Linked DNA regions of Mus musculus: region 1 is linked to region 2. The links are chromatin loops, found by intact Hi-C in ENCODE. Cell type or tissue: heart. All regions are shown on one strand. Each heading gives the region's core, and the rest is flanking DNA. Links, peaks and the distances in the headings are about the cores only. Region 1 holds the start of Fgl2 (fibrinogen-like protein 2). Region 2 overlaps Gsap (gamma-secretase activating protein).

Region 1 (2,818 bases), core at 182-2,681, 95 kb after region 2:
TTCAAATTCCTTGTGCACTGGTAACAGGCATGAAGGCTCAGCAAAGCCAATACGTGTTATGTCCAGTTGGAGACAGTGCCAGGGCCAACATTCCAGACTTCTCAGATAGAAAGTGCGCCTGCCTGCCCTGCTCTGAGAATTTGAAGAGAGTAGTTCAGTTAGAATTAAGAGGCAGTAGAGAAAAGTCTTGGGAAATCTGGTTAGAGATATAAATATGAGAACTGGACATGGTGGTACACACCTGTGATCTCTGTGTTTAGGAGGGAGAGGCAGAGAGATCAGGAGTTCAAGGCCAGCCTGAGCTACTTGAGACCCAGTCTAAATAAATAAGAGATAGATTACAGAGTGCCTTTAACTAGTACAGAGAAAGAATTTGGGTTTATCTGTGTCAGTTACGCTGAAATAATTTTTAAGTAATAAAATCCCTTTTAATAAGAAACCTTATGAGGTCAGTATGCACAATGAACTTAAGAGAGACCCCCAGCTCCTGAGCTGAGTGATGGGGAAGGACAGCCACTGCCTGTGATGTGTGAGTGACGTGCTTCCAAGTGTTTTAACCACTGACGATTACATAGCCTGCACAGTCAGGAGAAAACAGCCGTATTCTCTGCCAGTTCTCTTCCCTTTTACAAACAGATGAGAGACACACACAGAGAATCCATTTAAAGAGCGGACCTTTGTTCTGATTAGGGGCAATTTTAAGTACTTAAGAGTTCACACAAAGTCTAGCCTTCAAAAAGAAAACAGGTTCCCAAACTAGGGAGGAAACAGAATCATTTCCATTTTGGTGACATTTAGTGGGAAGAAGCTCACAGACATTTAGACGTTCCAACTCTTTCCCCACTAGTGGACCAAGTATATAATATGGTATCTTTTGGGCACTGGTATTACAACTGTTTTTTAAACAAAAGACTTTCCTTGTGCTTTACTAAAAACCCAGACGGTGAATCTTGAATACAATGCGTGGCACCCACGGCAGGCATTCTATTGTGCATAGTTTTGACTGACAGGAGATGACAGCATTTGGCTGGCTGCGCTTGCTGAGGACCCTCTCCTCCTGTGTGGCGTCTGAGACTGTGATGCAAATGCGCCCGCCCTTTTCTGGGAACTCAGAACGCCTGAGTCAGGCGGCGGTGGCTATTAAAGCGCCTGGTCAGGCTGGGCTGCCGCACTGCAAGGATGAGGCTTCCTGGTTGGTTGTGGCTGAGTTCTGCCGTCCTCGCTGCCTGCCGAGCGGTGGAGGAGCACAACCTGACTGAGGGGCTGGAGGATGCCAGCGCCCAGGCTGCCTGCCCCGCGAGGCTGGAGGGCAGCGGGAGGTGCGAGGGGAGCCAGTGCCCCTTCCAGCTCACCCTGCCCACGCTGACCATCCAGCTCCCGCGGCAGCTTGGCAGCATGGAGGAGGTGCTCAAAGAAGTGCGGACCCTCAAGGAAGCAGTGGACAGTCTGAAGAAATCCTGCCAGGACTGTAAGTTGCAGGCTGACGACCATCGAGATCCCGGCGGGAATGGAGGGAATGGAGCAGAGACAGCCGAGGACAGTAGAGTCCAGGAACTGGAGAGTCAGGTGAACAAGCTGTCCTCAGAGCTGAAGAATGCAAAGGACCAGATCCAGGGGCTGCAGGGGCGCCTGGAGACGCTCCATCTGGTAAATATGAACAACATTGAGAACTACGTGGACAACAAAGTGGCAAATCTAACCGTTGTGGTCAACAGTTTGGATGGCAAGTGTTCCAAGTGTCCCAGCCAAGAACACATGCAGTCACAGCCGGGTAGGTGTAATGAGGGTCATACAGTTTGTTCATGAAAGCTGTATAGCCAGATAGTGGCCATAAACATTAACCCGAGGGAGCATAAGTTAGTCAGACTTTCACCTGTTAAGTTATGGCAGGAGAAACAAGTGTTTTCTCAAATGAGACAACAGAAATGGTAAATGATCCACGTACAAAAATCCTATTAGTTGTACTCGTTAGAGACCGTCACTTGCAAGTCTCTAGACCTTCCCTGCTAGGTCGACCAACAGACGAGCAGAAACAGATTCCTCCCGGAATCTGAACACATATTTGAACACAGGACAGGTATGGCAAGGTTCCTGGCTCTGCTTGCTTAGGTCCCTGGGAATCAGATCTTGGGTGGCTGATGGGCTTTATAAGGCTTTCACAAACAATCTGCTGTGCTAGGTTCTCAAATATCTAGTGAGAATGGGAGATTTTTATACATGGAAGCATCTCTCCTCTCTCTCTCCTCTCTCCTCTCTCTTCTCTCTCTCTCTCTCTCTCTCTCTCTCTCTCTCTCTCTCTCTCTCTCTCTCTCCTCCCTCCCTCCCTCTCTCTCTCTTTGTGTGTGTGTGTGGTGGGGATGAGGACACGTGTAGAACTTCGGGGGTTGAGACTTAGTGCATATGCATCCTCACCATTCCAGTTAGTGAATGTTAACACTATTTAAGGTCACAGACCTAACAGCCTTCTGTGTCCGGATTCCTGGATTCCTAGGACCTTTGTGGATGGGTTGCCACACCCTCTGTGTTCATCCTGACTGTGAGGTCGATGGGACATAGTAGGGATAACTTTCATTTGGAATCTCTAGAGATGGTAGGTCATCATGTCATAGAATGTTATCACTAATGACCAAGATAGACACTCATGTTTAAGAGACATCACAAGGTGTATATTAAATATGACATGGCATATAACTTGTAATGACACAAAAATATTCTGTTACCTACTTTTCTCCTAAAAGCTTGGGACTCTCCAGAGTTCTAAATACATGCAAACAGATTATTGTGTTTTACAGGAATCTTATATTGAACTTTCTTTACC
Region 2 (2,818 bases), core at 85-2,584:
CTGAGCAAGCCAGGGGAAGCAAGCAAGCCAGTAAAGAACATCCCTCCATGGCCTCTGCATCAGCTCCTGCTTCCTGACCTGCTTGAGTTCCAGTCCTGACTTCCTCTGGTGATGAACAGCAGTATAGAAGTGTAAGCCGAATAAACCCTTTCCTCCCCAACTTGCTTCTTGGTCATGATGTTTGTGCAGGAATAGAAACCCTGACTAAGACACTATCCTAGGTTTTTGTTATTCCAGATAAATTTGCAAATTGCCCTTTCTAACTCAGTGAAGAATTGAGTTGGAATTTTGATGGGGATTGCATTGAATCTGTAGATTGCTTTCGGCAGGATAGACATTTTGACTATATTAATCCTGCCAATACATGAGCATGGGAGATCTTTCCATCTTCTTCAATTTCTTTCTTCAGAGACTAGTGGGTAACCCAATCACAAAAGAAGTCACTTGATATGCACTCACTGATAAGTGGATATTAGCCCAGAAACTTAGAATATCCAAGATACAACTTGCAAAACACAAGAAAATCAAGAAGAAGGAAGACCAATGTGTGGATACTTCATTCCTCCTTAGAATAGGGAACAAAATACCAATGGAAGGAGTTACGGAGACAAAGTTTGGAGCTAAGACGAAAGAATGGACCATCCAAAGACTACCCCACCCGGCGATCCATCCCATAATCAGCCACCAAACACAGACACTATTGCATATGTCAGCAAGATTTTGCTGACACGACCCTGATATAGCTGTCTCTTGTGAGGCTATGCCAGTGCCTGTCAAATACAGAAGTGGATGCTCACAGTCAGCTATTGGATGGAACACAGCAAACCCCCACCCCCCAATGGAGGAGCTAGAGAAAGTACCCAAGGAGCTGAAGGGGTCTGCAACCCTATAGGTGGAACAACAATATGAACTAACCTGTACCCCCAGAGCTTGTGTCTCTAGCTGCATATGTATCAGAAGATGGCATAGTCGGCCCTCTTTGGGAAGAGAGGCCCCTAGGTCTTGCAAAGATTATATGCCCCAGTAAAGGGGAATGCCAGGGCCAAGAAGTGAGAGTGGGTGGGTAGGGGAGCAGGGCAGGGGGAGGGTATAAGGGGACTTTCAGGATAGCATTTGAAATGTAAATGAAGAAAATATCTAATAAAAAATTAAAATAAAAAAAAAAGAAGTTCCTCCAGAGAGAAATGTTGAAGCCATTGATTTATGCCAGCAGAGGGCAATTGAGAGCCGTGTGCCTTTGGGAGAGCAGGCATGGTTTCTTTTCTAAGCTTGTGGGTTTTTCATGTTGGTATTAATATGAGGAATAGCCCTGATTTAAGTCAGTTACAGGTGTGAAGAGGCCTGTTGTGACTTACCTCGTGCCTGTCCTGTTTTCAGATGGTGTCTGAGCTAAGAGACCACCTACTGAGACACCTGCAGGGTGTAGAAAAGAAGAAAATTGAACAGATGGTTCTGGACTACATTTCAAAACTGGTTGGTTTTAGTTGTTCTTCTAATTTCAACCGCACCCTTAGCTCCATGTATAATTCTCAAGGTGTAGTCAGTGAGCCCATTGGTGGAGGTTGTGTAATATGTATGTGTGGTGTATGTACGTGCATGTGTGCATGTCCAGGTGAAGTGCCCATGGACGTGTGTAGGCGGGAGGTTGACTGTAATGTCTTCCTTGCTCACTTTCTATGTTAGCTTTTTTTTTTTTTTTTTTTTTTTTGAGACAGGATTGCTCACTGGACATAGATCTCATTAATGCAGCTAATAAATCAAAAGATTCAGCTACAAAGGGCAAAGAGATAGAATGCTCCATCATTTCTCTAAGTTTAAGTAAGATTGGTATGCAAATGAATCAGTATGTGACTATATGTGTGTACTATGTATGTGTGTTTGTGTGTGTACCTTTGCATGGTGTGTGTGTGGTTTGCAATGGCCTTTGGAAGATTACATTTCTTAGCTAAGAGCAAGTGGATCTCTTCAATTAATTTTAAAGTTCTACTTTTACTCTAGTCATTAGTGACTGCTTTCATATTTGAAAATCTATCGAAAGGCTTGAATTTTGTAATTGATTAATTAATTTTGCATGCAGGTATTTTGTATGCATGTGTGCCTGGTGCCCACAGAGTCCAGAAGAGGGTGGCAGACACTGAACCAGGGTCCTCTGGAAGAGCAGTCAGTGCTCTTAATGGCTGCGCCATCTCTCCAGCCACAGTGCCTTTTATAATTTTAGTGTACTAGGAAAGATCGGGCATTGTCATAGAATGATACCCATGATAAGGGCATCAGAGCTCCTCTCTCTCCTTCCAATAGAGCTGTAGTGAGGTGAGCTATGCTCTCAGAACATGGTACTGACCATTGCATATCGAGAGAAATGTTCTCAGTCACTTGTCTCTTTCTTCAAAAATATGTCTTTTTTCTATCTTATTTTGGTCAACCTTATTTTTTTTTTTAAACAAGGCCATTTTTAAAAGCAATCTGGTAAGCGGGTCTGTATGAGTGCAGACACGCAAGGCTGCTTGGCAGTATTCTGAAATTTCACAGCAATGGCGGGATTCCTGAGGTCTATAGTCTTCAGTAATGATCAGGAGTTACTTGCATGAAATCATCTCTAGCCAGCAAGACCTTATTCACGCACCTATCATTTTTAGAATTGCTGGTGACCAGGACATACCTCCTTCTCCACATACCCTTGCTTCCTTAGGTCACAAGGCCTGGCTTGCTCATGCTTACCTCAATAGCTGTGTCTTTGGTGATTATATTCAGTCTGGGTATAGTGGGAATGGGGGATTTTTTTCACACCAGGTGTTGGCAGGCAGCAGGTGGCTTCAGC

Evidence for each region. Peaks named below come from ENCODE experiments on the same cell type or tissue, not always from the same donor. Only the 100,000 strongest peaks of a DNase experiment are listed, where the experiment ranks them.
Region 1: a loop joins it to region 2, with 4 times the contacts of the local background. A loop is called at or near these places in 2 of 42 quality-filtered maps.

What each region holds. Positions count from the first base shown.
Region 1 is chr5:21,371,538-21,374,355 of GRCm38, forward strand. The region is part of intron 2 of Ccdc146 (coiled-coil domain containing 146); the gene reads right to left. It overlaps Fgl2 (fibrinogen-like protein 2), which reads left to right and starts at 1,136. Exons shown (of 2, transcript NM_008013.4): 1 at 1,136-1,771. The coding sequence starts at 1,180. In heart, for the core only: no CTCF peak of the experiment used is centred there; a DNase peak (open chromatin) is centred at 1,134; H3K4me3 peaks cover 2,193 bases; H3K27ac peaks cover 1,980 bases.
Region 2 is chr5:21,276,668-21,279,485 of GRCm38, forward strand. It overlaps Gsap (gamma-secretase activating protein), which reads left to right. Exons shown (of 31, transcript NM_175437.3): 24 at 1,378-1,473. Among named protein-coding and RNA genes, the nearest start is that of Gsap, 92 kb to the left of the region's middle. In heart, for the core only: a CTCF peak has its summit at 1,212 (motif pointing right); no DNase peak of the experiment used is centred there.